3 separate regions of the Homo sapiens genome follow, and all the other regions are linked to region 1. Evidence: chromatin loops called from intact Hi-C (ENCODE). Cell type or tissue: endothelial cell of umbilical vein. All regions are shown on one strand. Links, peaks and the distances in the headings refer to the core of each region. The heading gives the core; the rest is flanking DNA.

What was found. A loop is a pair of places that touch in the nucleus more often than their neighbours do. Peaks named below come from ENCODE experiments on the same cell type or tissue, not always from the same donor. Only the 100,000 strongest peaks of a DNase experiment are listed, where the experiment ranks them.
Region 2: a loop joins it to region 1, with 2.9 times the contacts of the local background. A loop is called at or near these places in 1 of 110 quality-filtered maps.
Region 3: a loop joins it to region 1, with 12 times the contacts of the local background. A loop is called at or near these places in 1 of 110 quality-filtered maps.

Annotation. Positions count from the first base shown.
Region 1 is chr4:20,770,959-20,775,854 of GRCh38, forward strand. The region is part of intron 3 of KCNIP4 (potassium voltage-gated channel interacting protein 4); the gene reads right to left. Among named protein-coding and RNA genes, the nearest start is that of PACRGL, 73 kb to the left of the region's middle. In endothelial cell of umbilical vein, for the core only: a CTCF peak has its summit at 2,623 (motif pointing right); a DNase peak (open chromatin) is centred at 2,653; H3K27ac peaks cover 415 bases.
Region 2 is chr4:21,190,283-21,195,178 of GRCh38, forward strand. The region is part of intron 1 of KCNIP4 (potassium voltage-gated channel interacting protein 4); the gene reads right to left. Among named protein-coding and RNA genes, the nearest start is that of MIR7978, 270 kb to the right of the region's middle. In endothelial cell of umbilical vein, for the core only: no CTCF peak of the experiment used is centred there; no DNase peak of the experiment used is centred there.
Region 3 is chr4:21,505,349-21,510,244 of GRCh38, forward strand. The region is part of intron 1 of KCNIP4 (potassium voltage-gated channel interacting protein 4); the gene reads right to left. Among named protein-coding and RNA genes, the nearest start is that of MIR7978, 43 kb to the left of the region's middle. In endothelial cell of umbilical vein, for the core only: a CTCF peak has its summit at 2,254 (motif pointing right); no DNase peak of the experiment used is centred there; H3K27me3 peaks cover 57 bases.

The DNA.
Region 1 (4,896 bases), core at 1,209-3,708:
ATATGAATGAAAAACAATATAACAACTATTTACACAGCATTTCCATGTATTAGTTATTATAAGTAATCTAGAGATGATTTAAAGTACATGGGAGGATGTATAGGTTATATGTAAATACTACACCATTTCATATAACGAGACTTAAGTATCCCCAGATTTTGGTATCCATGGGGGAGGGTTCTGAACCCAGTCCCTCAAGAATACAGAGAGATGACTGCATGGAGATGATGGTATACACATATGTTCATATATATATACATGGTTGTATAAAGCCTTTTTATTCCCTGAAGATTTAAAAAAATCTATTCTCTCCCAGTCTGATTTCTGTCACCTACTAAATTGGCTAGATTCTGGCCCCTTGATAACTTCATTTAGACTATGATTTCTGGACTCCTTATGTGAGATTACACATTTTCCTCATGTGTAAGCCATTTTTTATTGATCTTTTTTGTTACTTATAGTCAAAAGCATTCTAACATAAGCTACAACCTTCTTGTCCTTGTATTACACCTTTCTACAGAAAGAGAAAATAAAAATGAGTTGAGTTTACAGGTTGCTGACAAGTTTGGTGAAATGTCTGCTGGAGAAAGAGGTGTCGTCTATAGATTACGGTGGTGGGTGCGCATATGCAGGTCCAGATTTTTGGAGAACGTCTTTTAAAGTCTATCCAAAGACACTTTGAGAAAGCATAGGAATTGGGGGTGAATAAAACTCACTTTTTTTTTTTTTGAGACAGAATCTCGCTCTGCCGCCCAGGCTGGAGTGCAGTGCTGCGATCTCGGCTCACTGCAAGCTCCACCTCCTGGGTTCAAGTGATTCTCCCGCCTTGGCCTTCCTAGTAGCTGGGACTACAGGCACCCGCCACCAAGCTCAGCTAATTTTTTTGTATTTTTAGTAGAGACGGGGTTTCACCGTGTTAGCCAGGATGGTCTCGATCTCCTGACCTCGTGATCCAGCCAGCTTGGCCTCCCAAAGTGCTGGGATTACAGGTGTGAGCCACTGTGCCCAGCTGAATAAAACTAAATTTAATGATCATTCGTGGTCTGCTGGGCACTGAGCCATGTGGTGTAGGAGATACATGTTCTCATTAAATCCCTGAGAAGTAGAAAAGGTAGATGTTTTACCACACAATGTTTAAGAAATGAGCACAGGGAGGTTTAAAGAACTTTCCCAAGGTCAGTGGGACTGGGATTTGAACTTGAGTTTGACTGCAAATCTTTCACATCTTCCTAAGCTTGAAAGGTGAGTGCACCTGCGGGGGGAAAAGTTAACTAAGGGGTAACTTTTATCCCAATGTCTTTCAATCCTATTAATCACTAAAACACAAAGTATTCGTTATTTGTTCAACACGTATTCATATACCAAGCACTTGACTACGCACAGGAGCGTAACGGTTAATCAACAAGCATGGCCCTCATCCAAAGGAGCTTACTACGGAGGAAGCAGTCAGTATTCAAATACTGACATCAATAAATATATTGAAACCCTCAGGGCAAAGCAGCATGAAAACTTGAATTGTTTTTTACAAATAAATTGAAATGTCCCAGGTGAGGGGTTGGAGGATAGGACCTCAAGTTGTCTGGTCATCTGCTTTGGTGAGGCAGGTTCAGGACAGGTCAGATTCAGCTCTAAATACATTTTATACATTTTATTATACATTTTGTTCCCTTTCTCTCTCTCTTTCTTTCTTCTTTTTTTTTTCTTCCGAGTTTCGCTCTTGTCTCCCAGGCTGGAATACAATGGCACAATCTCGGCTCACTGCAACCTCCATCTCCTAGGTTCAAGCGATTCTTCAGCCTCAGCCTCCTGAATAGCTGGGATTACAGGCGCCCGCCACGACGCCCGGCTAATTTTTTGTATTTTTAGTGGAGACGAGGTTTCACCATGCTAATCTCGAACTCCTGACCTCAGGTGATCCGTCCACTTCAGCCTCTCAAAGTGCTGGCATTACAGGCGTCAGCCACCACACCCGGCCCCTTTCCCTTTCTTATTGCCATTCTGAGAAAATACTAGTTTGTCCCTCTTGCACAAGTTTTTCCCTCAGTGAGCTACCATTTCCAGGAGCAGCCCTGAGTCTCTGAAGTTAAAGAAAAAAAAAAAAAGTTTAGTCTGCTTAATTAAGTTCTTGTTGCAAAACTTTCTTAGTTATTACTCTCAGTTGTAGCTTTTGGAATCTAACAGCCCCTCGCTTATGAGCCACTCATATCACTTACTAGCCTGGAACTTTGAATAAGTTACTAAACTTCTTCAAGCTGGATTTTATCATCACTCATTTATGCAGGACGTATTTTTGAAATTGTTGCAATTGTTGCAAATACTTGAGAAGTTTCCACCCTCCTTTGCCTTCTCCTAGTGCTTCTTCAGAGGCTATGAAGGGAACAATTATCAAGGGTCACGGTAGCTGCCTAAAAGGAACCTGTGTCTAGTACTTCAGTGCTTCCGAGCTCTCAGGTGGGACAGTAAAGCCTCTGTCTCCTCTCCATGCCAGGCAAAATGACCCAAAAGGAAACTCCCGGGCCTGTTGACTCTGAGCAAGCTGGGGCAGAACGCTTCCGAGGGCTCTCTGGAGCTCAGACGGCGCTCAGCGTGAGTTGGACCAAACATTCTTAGGGTTGTATCATCATAATGAGGCACAAGGGGGCAGTAGTGTCCTCCATGATAGCTAGAAAAGCGATTTCCAGTTCTTTTTCTTAAGGGATTGTTCTTTTCCTAAGCTTGGTGCCTGTCTGGGTAAATTTCTTTCAAGAAGGCTATTTCCTTTTTATGAACGGTGACAGCCTCATTCCTACATTAGATAATTTAAAAAATTAACTATTTCTGGGAATGGGGCCCAGAGACTCTGATCTCCATTTTGGATATTACATTTGGTGTACGTCAGTCTGAATTCACAATCACTTTTTTGGCAGTTGGGCCACCTTTAATTTAGTCACCAAAAACTTGTAGATCTTAGAAAACAAATAAGCAAGACAACGCCACTAAAGTTCCAAAGCTTGAGTCTGAAAACCTTCTGAAATTGTTAAGTGTATGTGGGCTCTGGAGTCAAAGCTGCTTGAGCCTGCTTTGCTGTTTAACAGGGGAACATTTTAAACCTTTAAGATGAAAATAATGATACTACCCTATCTGGAGGTTATTATGAGGCTTAAATAAAGATAACCCATGCACAATGTCTAGCGTCGTGCCTGGATGTATAAACACCCAGTACACATTCCCCATGGAGGAAATTATTTCTACAATGATGCTCGTTCTGAACCTGTTAGCTTTTGTCATGTTTTCATGTAATATGGGATATTATGTTTATCCTTGTTAAATACCATCTGCTTATTTAATTTCAGAGGATTTTCAGAATATCACACCAGTGTTCCACTTCCTTAGTTATTACTCTCAGTTTTGTAGCTTTTAGAATCTAACAGCCCCTTCCTTATGAGCCACTCATATCACTTACTAGCCTGGAACTTTGAATAAGTTACTAAACTTCTTCAAGCTGGATTTTATCATAATTAATTAATGCAGGACATGTTTTTGAAAGCATATTATATGTCAGAGAGTGTAAGAAGAAATGGAGCTAAAACAATCAAGACAGATGAAGTCCCTCCTGGAGTTTGATGACTATCAGAGAAGTCACACATAAAACAAAGTTCTGTGTAAATAACCATTCAGTTACAGTTGCGATAAGTGCTACAAACCAAGTATGGAAGGTCTAATTTATAGGGAAGACTTCCCTGAGGATGTGACATTTAAAGAGGGACCTGAAGGATAAGTAAAAACTAGCAGGAGATATTGCTGGGGAAGAGGCAAAGGAACCCTGTGTACAAAAACCTGTGATGTGATCAATGACTAAAGAGATGGCAAATGTGCCTGGGGAGTGTGGTCTGAGACAAGGTTGGTTAATTTGGGGCCTGCTAGTTACATTAAGAATCAAGGTCTTTGCCATTCACAAGATAGGTATCATATACCTGTTTTTCAGAGCTCTGGAGAGAATTAAGAGATGATTTACATCAAGTGCCCAGCACAATCCCAATCGCATTCTAAACACTCAGCATCCCTCTCTTTTCTGTTTACTCTACCAGAGTTGAATTTTTACCTCTGGTTTATTATTTATTCAATACGTAATTATTTAGCGTCTACTGTGTATCAGGCTCTCTGTTATAAACTGAACAAACAAAAGGGGAAAAGCAGACATGGTCTTGCCTTTATAGAATCTCTCCACTGATGAGCTATTATGTTCTTTGTGCATATGAATTTATTTCAAGGGAACAATAGTTTCAACATATATGGCGATTAAAATCTTGTGCTCCTATCTCCAAAAATTAAAAGTAAATAAAAGCAAGCAAGCAAGCACACAGAATAAACTCACATTGCCATGGATTGCAATGTAAATAACTCAAGATTATGAACTTGTATGTAGGAGTTACTTCTGCATGTTTCTTTGCTTTTGCTAATGATTAATAATAACGAGTCCAGGCCAGACACAGTGGTTCATGCCTGTAATCCCAGCACTTTGGAAAAACAAGGCAGGAGGATTGCTTGAGGCCAGGAGTCCAAGGCCATCCTGGGCAATATAGTGAGACTCAGTTTCTTAAAAAAAAAAAAAAAAAAAAAAGTTAGCCAGGAGTGGTGGCATACACCTTTTGTCCTAGCTACTCAGGAGGCTGAGGTGGGAGGATTGCTTGAGCCCAAGAGTTTGAGGCTGCAGTGAGCTATGATTGCTGCTGCACTCTAGCCTGGGCAACAGAGAGAGACTGTCTTCAAAATAAATAATTAAAAAGAATAATGATGATTGTTTTTACAGTATATTCTTGCACATGGTACAGATGGTTAGAATAAATCTCTGTACTACTGAAAGTGCTAATAAGTCTCCATTATATTATCTTAGGGGCTAAGTATCCTTCAGGAGGG
Region 2 (4,896 bases), core at 904-3,403, 420 kb after region 1:
AATGTTTTGGTTCGTTAGTATTGGTTAGTATTCATTAGTATTGGTTCGTTGGTATTGGTTAGTATTCATTAGTATTGGTTCGTTGGTATTTGGTTCAGCAGTATTGGTTAATATGATTTCAAGTATGGAGGAGAGCACCGCCCAACAAGAATGCTGTGTGTGCCACACCTCCCTTACCATTTGAACTAAGTGCAACCTTTCATTGTTTCTTTTTGCGAGTGGGTGGGGGGGGGCACTGAGGGTGGGAGGGCAACTCCTATGTACCAGACATGGAATCAGGTGCTGGAGATTCAGTGATAAACCAGGAAAGATGAATGAAACCCAAAAACCAAACTAGAAAGGTTAGCAAACAGTTATCAACCAACATTCTAAACCCCAATGGCTTTAAAGGTAAGTCTAGGGATGTTGTACTTTATTTGCCATCTCTTAAAAAAGGAATTAAAAAATACAAGAAGAAAGAAACTCTAATGGCCAGTAGCCATAAAATCTATTTACATATTCTTCCACCTCTCAAGTCTCATGCAAATTAATGTGTAATTACATTTAGATGGCGCAGCTGCTCTGACACTCTGCTCCCAGCTTTTATTTCTGAGTTTCAAAGGTTTCATAAGGAAACCTTGAAAGAAAAAAGTAAATATTTTGAAAAGGAGTTACAATTTGTCAGCAGTAATCCTTCCCTGGATAGGCAAAGAAAGGCAAATCTTGGTAGATGAGAGAATTGTGGCTTTTGAAAATAATAGCATTACACTGAAATTTAATCTGCTAGCGTTATTTTTTCCAAGCAAACCCTCTTTGCATTCAATTTGTCATTTATTACAGTAAGAAGCAACAGGGTCCAAAAGAGAATTGTTTGCAGTAAGCACAGAGATATTCTCAACAAAGGTAGAATTTGATAGCATGCACAAAACAACACATTACTTATCCAGCATTCTGAGTCACCTTTTCAGCAAAGAACCTTGTGTATTTGATAGCAAAGGGAGAAGAAATCGTGTTTATTGGAATGTTAAAATGCGTGATAGGGCGGACATTCTATTTTAAAGAAATATGAGACTGGAATATTGATTCTGCCACATACGAAGGCTGGAAAGTATTCATAAATGATCAATTGCCTATAGTTTAATGACGGAAGATAGGCATTGGTTTCCCAAACCTTTTTATGCTACAACAAAACCGCACACCAAGCCCTGCCGGAGGGTGCTGTATAATCATCAGAGCCCTTTCTGAGTATGTCAGGATGATGCGCCCTAGTGCTGAAAGATGGTGGTTACATGAGCAACAGAATGCTAGTTAGCAAGGCAATGAGGAGCTGAGGTCCACATTAACCATGGTCGGTGCACCTAATCATGAATCACAGCTGTGCCACCCTTGGCAGATGAACAATCTCTTACAGATAAGACAAATTTTATCTGGGATCAGTATAGTCTTTTAAATGATGTATGAAACCAATTTAAGAAAGGCTGAGTTATTCCAAATAGTATGGCTTTTATTCTTTATTTGTCAGTTTCATCATTCCCTCCTTGCTGACTATTCAGATACATGTAAAGGAGACAGCCAATGGTTTGGCACATAGTTGGCACACAATGAATGGCAGAGATCCTTGTTTGTGTTAGTATTTTGATTATTTTTCTTACCACAATAACATGACCTGAACCATGATCAATCTGTCTTTATGCTTCCAGTAGAGATCTTGATTCATAGCTCTCCCTAATATTAATCCATTTCATATTGTTTTATATTATAGTTAACATGAATTGATTTTGAATCCTTTCCTCTAGAAGTATAACTTGTTTGAGACACTTACAAGCAGACATTCAATTATATTCAGAGGGAAAATTTATAACAGTTCAGGAGAGGAATTTAACTGTCATGTATTCCACCAGCAGGTAATGTCAGCATTTTCTTATAGTTAAATGGCTTCATCAAGTTACTCTATTGCTTTAATTCTAGGATGCCATCAATTTTAGGGCACATTATCAGTTGAGTCTCAATTCTTTTACACTCTTGAGGAAAACACTCCATTTAAGGTATGGATTAATTATAAATGATATCCTGGTTTAGAAACATTCTAAGATAAACTGCATTTTTTTAAAGTTGAAATTGATAGTAATTTGTGAGCATGACGTAAGTGCACAAAATCTTACATGCTTTATGGTCTTTAATGTTGACTTAAAACTATAATATCAAAAGAGAAAAATTAACAGAGCCTAATTACTCTCAATTTATAAAGGACAGGTTTCATTTTCAATCACTCTCCAGTTTTCTCAGGTTTCTTATTCAGCCGTATAATGTCAGGCAGGATACTAACCAGATTAGGCTTTATCCTCATATCTTTGAAAACATAAGTTCCATAACAAAATTTTCCCTAGAGGTTACTTCCAGTATTACAGCATCTAAGTGATTCATTATAAGCACTGAAAAGGGTCACATGTATTACTTTATTCATTTAAATGAAAAGAAATAAAAAAATTCTTTATTTAAAAAGAAAAATAATGGCAGGCCTTGGCCACTCATGCCTGTAATCCCAGCACTTTGGGAGGCTGAGGCTGGAGGACTGCTTGAACCCAGGGGTTTGAGACCAACTTGGGTAACATAACAAGACCCACACACCACCCCCCAGCCCTGCCGCCCCGTCTCTACTACTACTACTACTACTACTACTACTACTACTACTAATAATAATAATAATTAGTTGGGTGTGGTGGCACATGCCTGTCGTTCCAGCTACTCAGGAGGCTGAGGCAGGAGGACAGCTTGAGACAGGAGGATGAGGATGTTGTGAGCAGTGATTGCACCACTGCACTCCAGCCTGGGAGACAGAGCAAGACCCTGGCTAAAAAAAAAAAAAAGTCTGGTTGTTTGTTTTAGAAGAGTAATAATGAAGACTCATAAATGATCACAGCCTAGGAGGCCCTACAAAATGGCTGCAATTATTCTGCTGATGTTGGACAAGCTATTTTTTAGGATCAATTAGTTAATTGTGTGTTGCTTTAATTACTTACACTCTTTTTAAAGCTTTCTTTGTGTCACAGCTGAGCTCAGGAGAAAAAGTAAAGCTTGCAGAGCAATTCTTTAAGTGTGGATGTAAAATATACTAATGGATTTACTTGCTAGCTGGCACAGTGTTTAAATAGGGTCCTGCTCACGCTGAGAAAAAATATTTTATCAGCACCTGACTCCAAAGAGTCAAGAATATGGAGAAACTCACATTTCTCTCATGATGGGTAATTTCTGGGTATGCAAAGCTCCCTGTAGCAGTCATTCAGTATGGATCACTTATTGCAATTTTAAATTTTTTTTTTTTTTTTTTTTGAGACGGAGTCTCACTCTTGGCCAGGCTGGAGTGCAGTGGCGCAATCTGGGCTCACTGCAAGCTCCGCCTCCTGGGTTCACGCCATTCTCCTGCCTCAGCCTCCCGAGTAGCCGGGACTACAGGCGCCAGCCACCACGCCCGGCTAATTTTTTGTATTTTTAGTAGAGACGGGGTTTCACCATGTTAGCCAGGATGGTCTCGATCTCCTGACCTCGTGATCCACCCACCTCGGCCTCCCAAAGTGCTGGGATTACAGGCGTGAGCCACAGCGCCTGGCCTAAAATTTATTTTTAAACTACAAGAAGGGAATGGCAAAGTATTACATGTTTCTTAACATGCATCTAGTCAATTAGCAAAGCAAGTCAATCGTTTAAGCTTTTCATTGTGTAAAGGGGGAGGTTTTATACACGGCAATTTGAATGGCTATGCCTAGAACACGTGGAAGCACAGAGAAATTTCAAAGATTATGAACAATAGAATGGCACTAAAGACACTTTTACAAATGTTGCTTTATCAAGTGGGTTTTGTTTTCTTGTTTTTCAAGAAAAACAGTCTTCCTTACTTTAAATGTTTTTTTCCCATAATTCTGTTTACTATTGATAAGAATTTAATTTAAGCACCAATGGGCAATTATGGTTTTCTCCTCAATTGATTATCCAAAATGTTCAATGAAAAATGTTTGCCTGTGGGTCCTCTCACATTTTTGTTTATAACCTATGACTCCTGCCACTTCCATACACCCTACTAGTCTCTGCATAAAAATGAGGTTTATTGACGATTGGCCATCACTTAATACAGGTACTTGATGAATGTGTGAAAAATAATGGATGAAAGAATAAATAAATGAGTAAAGGAATCAACCTCTATCTTAACTCAGCCACAAGTAATAAACAATCTCGGGTCCTAATGGTCTCAGTAAAAATCTATATAAGGTCTCCTAACTTCGAATTATTTTCTTAAATTATTATTTGTCCATAGGTGTGGTCATACCTTGTGGCCATGTTCCTGAGACAGGGTAATCGGAATATAAGTGGAAGTGGCATAGTCTTTTTCCAAATCTAGCTCATGAGACCATCCCACACTACCCCCATGCGCTTTGCCTTCCCTTCTCTGCAGCTTGATTATCAATGCACAAACTGGCATTGGAGCTCATGCATTAAAGATGGTGGAACATCAGTCAGCCCAGGTTCCTGAATGATAGCATGACACAGCGAACCCTGCTGCAATTTTGGCCTACAGAAACAAGGAATAAACAGCTGTCATGTTAAGGCACTGTTATTTCAAGGTTTATTTGTTAGAGCAGCCATTTTTTTCTTTTAACACACGTCCTCTGCTTTCACTAAGTTCCCACTCACCAAAGGGTTTTACTCCTACTATTCTAATGATGTCCTGTGAATCCTGACCCATGGGTTAGATCTCAGCTCAAGTGTGGCTTCTCAAAGGGAAACTTCTCTTCCTCCTTAATGAAGTCATTTCTCCTCTATATTCTCCTGGGAATCACATGACCCTACTCCTTAGCACTTGTCCAGGAAATCTTCATTGCCGCAAATGTTCTCTCCCTCAAGGTCATTGATGAGGTACAGATG
Region 3 (4,896 bases), core at 904-3,403, 730 kb after region 1:
TTGTGAGGCTGGCAAATTTCTATGAAAGAACTTTGTGACAGTCCCATTAGACAATACCCTTATGTATCCCAACAACTTTAAACTCAAGCAATATTGAACTATTCTAGTTTTCTGCAGGTGCCATGCTGTTTCATGATTACATGACTTTGTCCAACTGTCCCCTCTGCCTGGGACTTCTGGCTTCCCTCTCTTTTCTGCCTGGACAAATCCTATTTTCCCTCTAAAACTCTGTTTAAACATCATCTCCATGGAAACTTTCTTCTCTGTTCTCCATCTGTATTATTTGTTTACAAACCCAACTTCCCCTGACTTTCAGCACTCAAAAGGCAAATCATGCATCTTATTCATCTTAGTATCTTCATGGTGTCTCCTAAGGCTAAAAAATCAATGACCAATCTGAAACACAATATTAAAAGTGACTACTTTTCTCACTAAATCCATTTGAATCACATTAATAAGAATAAAATAACTAGGCCAGATGTGGTGGCTCATGCCTGTAATCCCAGCACTTTGGGAGACTGAGGCAGGTGGATCATCTGAGCTCAGGAGTTCAAGGCCAGCCTGGCCAAAATGGATAAACCCCATCTCTACTAAAAATACAAAAATTAGCAGGGTGTGGTGGCAGGCACCTGTAATCCCAGCTACTCCGGAGGCTGAGGCAGGAGAATCAATTGAACCTGGGAGGCAGAGGTTGCAGTGAGCTGAGATCGCACCACTGCACTCCAGCCTGGTGAAAGAGCAAGACTCCATCTCAAAAATAAGAATACAACAACTTAATAGAAATAATTTATGACTATTATGTGGACATGTGCTTAAAGCAGTTATCCTACAGCCAGTTGATTTTTTTTAATTTTTCATTTACATTTTCTTTTCAGTAGGAGGATATCAGAGCAGTTCAGAATGTAGATGTTGAAGCCAGACTGTGTGCAAAGCCTGACTCTTCCTCTTCATAGCCACCTGACATTGGAGAAGGCATTCAGTTATCTGGGCCTCACTCTATTTTGTGTGAAATGACTAGAATAACAGTACTTGTCTCACTGGATTTTTGCAGGGATTATGTGAGTAAATGCATGCAGAGTTCTTAAAACAATACATGGCACCTAGTGGATTCTCAATACTGGCAATTTAATAGTTAGTACATCTACTAAAATTGTTAATTACCTATGATCAAAAGTATACATACAAAACAACCCTGGATATATTTATTCCTGTCACATCCATTCATGTTCCAACATGTTCTTTTGAATAAATTCAGATGGTTTTCATTCATTTCTTTACCCCCATACTTTTACTAAAGGAGCTACATGGGTAAAACTATGTAATTAAGTATCTAAGTTATCATTGTTCCATTAAATATAATGCAAACTGCATGTACAATTGTAAATGTTCTAATAGTCACATTAAGAATAATATAAACTTACAGGTGACACAAATTTTAATATTGCTTTTTTTTTCTTTTTTGAGACAGAGTCTCTCTCTGTAGCCCAGGCTGGAGTGCAGTGGCATGATCACGGTTCACTGCAGCCTCAAACTCCTGGGCCAAAGCAATCCTTCTGTCTCAGCCTCCCAAGTAGATGGGACTACAGGTGTGCACCACCACATCCGTCTTTTTTTGTGTGTGTGCAGATGGAGTCTCACTATGTTGCCTAGGTTGGTGTCAAATTCCCAGCCTCAAGTGATCCTCCTGTCTCGGCCTCCCAAAGTGCTATCATTACAGGTGTGAGCCACCACACCCGGCAATAATACTTTTTCTTTAAAGAAATTTTAAAATTATTTTACTTTTAATATTATTAAATATTATTTTAAACATGCAATCAATATAAAAACTATTGAGATCCATTGTACTAGCCACATTTTAGGCACTCACTGGCTGCACATGGCCAGTGGTCTGGGCACTGGCAATGGCTTTATTTTTATTTTAATTTTTTTTTTTTGAGACAGAGTCTCACTCTGTTTCCCAGGCTGGAGTGTAGTGGCTCGATCTTGGCTCACTGCAACCTCCACCTCCCGGGTTCAAGCAATTCTCCTGCTTCTACCTCCCAAGTAGCTGGGACTACAGGGACATGCCGACACGACCAGCTAATTTTTAGTAGAGACAGGGTTTGACCGTGTTGCCCAGGCTGGTCTCGAACTCCTGAGCTCAGACAATCTGCCCGCTTAGGTCTCCCAAAGTGCTAGAATTACAGGCATGAGCCACTGCACCAGGCCAGGCAATGGCTTTTTAATTCAAAGATGCTATTTCAACTCAATAAGATGCAGCTTTTTAAATTTGTCACTAGGTGGTGTTGGAGACAAATACAGTACTGCTCCTTGACTAGAGGAAAAGTTCTTAAAATGATGCAGTCAAATCTTACAGTACAGTGTGCCTTTGGCTATGCTGATTACAAATTCTACAAAGATAGTTATGATGAACTAACAGGATAAAATTATCATCTTATAATAAGAAACAAGCAACATTAAGAAGCAAATACATCCTAATTCTCGTCTAACAGCTATTCTGAAGTTTGCTGGGCCCAGTTTATGTGCAAGACCATGAAGTTTTAAAATTTCATGAAGTTTTAAAATTTCTGCAATTCCTGTAAAGTGTTTAATTTCACCATATAAGTTGCATCTGATGGAATCTCTTTTTATCCCCAGAAGGCTTAGGGTGTTTAAATCACTTGTTTAGAACTACAGTTTATTTAGCCAAATTTCTTTTCCAGTTACACTCTTGAACAATACTTCACACAGCATCCAAACACCATAGCATCTGCCCTTGAGGTTTGAATAGGTGATATTTATTTTGCTTGCAAAAACTAACTAGGAACAATAGGATATTTTCACTTAAGGATGCAACTCTCAAAGGTACATGTATTTACTTTCTCATCAATTACAACAGAAATGGTTTTCAAGGGAATCATTATTTAAAACTAATTTCTAACTCCATTCCTTTAACCAATTCAAAAATGCCTCTATCTTCAGTTACTTGACTGTGTTCTTTGCTTCTCAGTCTGAAAACACGTAGACAAACAACTCAGGGTTCCAAGCTCACCGGAAATATAATTATGCTTATTATGTTACAAAGCTTCTGCACCTTTAATCAGAAATGTCCCCTCTTCCACCAAGTATGAGGATTGCACAGTGGCAGGCACTGCTAGCTGCTTACCCAATCATTCTTCCCATGTTCTTTGTAAATATAACTCAGATTTTGCTCAGATTAGCTACGTATCTAATTAAATATTCATCTTCCCACTGTTGGTTGAAGCTAGGAGTAAGTCAGACATACTCTGCTTCTTAAGATATAATAATTTGCCAAGAAATACTGAGGGAAGCATTTGCTGCTTTTGCAAGGAACAGATAGGTCTGGTACCATTCTTCTCTACTTCTTCCTGCCTTGAACATGCTGTCTGCTGCCCTGAGGCAATTAGCAAGGGGATGAAAACTATGAACAGCAAAAGAGAGAGATCTGGGCCTCTAATGCATTGTTGTGAGCTGATCAACTCTAGGATACCACCTTCCTTCAAACTTGGTATATAAAAACACATTAACTCACTATTTTATGCTGCTGTTAGTTGAGCGCTGTTACTTATAGCTAAATTTATTCCTAACATGGACACCTTCTTGCTTCTGCTCCCTAACCCTCACTTTCCTTCTCACCATTCAATAGGAGTCTGTATGCCCTCCCCTCGGAGCTGATTTCATAGGGTTTTTCCCCTCATAGGTCACTATTCATGGAGTTGAGCTAGCAAAGCTCATCCCAGCTAATAAATATATTTAATATTATTGTTATATCATAATTCTGACTCATAAGTAAATTCAAAGGTGAGATTTCTATGAAAACTGGGAAGGAATAGAAATAGATAGTGATGCTAACCAGCATGTAAGGGGCCCTTTACATTTTACAGAGGCCTTTTGCAAACACTCTTTCATTTGACCCCACAGCAGCTTTGCACAATAGGTATGATTAATAGTCAGTCCTCTTTTACAGGTATGAAAATTGAACCTTAGAAAGATTAAGTTACTCCTCACTGTCATACATCCATTATAATATAAACCTCCTGCTGGAGACTTGGTATGACAATACCATAATTTATACCATTTCTACTTAATTCCTTTGCTTGTTGGGATGATAACAAAGATTAACATTTATCAAAGAGATACCAGTGCTGTAGGCATTTGCTGGAACAAGAGTGTTATATGTGTTATTGCATTTAATCCTCACAATCCTATAGCCTGATACCATTAATATACCCATTATAGATGAGGAAAGTGAGCCATTATCCAAAAACAATCCACCCTCCTCAGCCACTCCTCAGGCTGTTCCTGACTTAATGCCTACATAGCATATCCCTATCTTTAGCTCCTAAGATGTTGGACTTTTGTTTTTGAGTGAAAACCAAGCTTCTAAACTAGACTCACCTGATCTTCTGGCCTGTGTTTGTACAATTATTTATTTCCATTGCTGTTAGACTGTAAATATCCCCTGTCTTTAAGAACGGCAACAATCTGGCCAGGAGCAGTGGCTCATGCCTGTAATCCTAGCAGTTTGGGAGGCTGAGGCGGGTGGATCACTTGAGGTCAGGAGTTCGAGACCAGCCTGGCCAACATGGTGAAACCCTGTCTCTATGAAAAATACAAAAATTAGCTGGGTGTGGTGGCGCCTGCCTGTAATCCCAGCTACTCGGAAAGCAGCAAGCCGAGATCGCACCATTGCACTCCCACTTGGGGCACAAGAGCAAAACTCCATCTCCAAAAAAAAAAAAAAAAAAAAAAGGCAGCAATCTGTCTCATATCATGTAAAATTGCAGCATTAAACTATTTGATTTTATTTTCCTATTGAAATGATGTTAATGAATTTTGGCTCTGAAAGCCTGTACTTCAAAAAAAACTCATTGGATTCCTGACTTTTAAATTAGC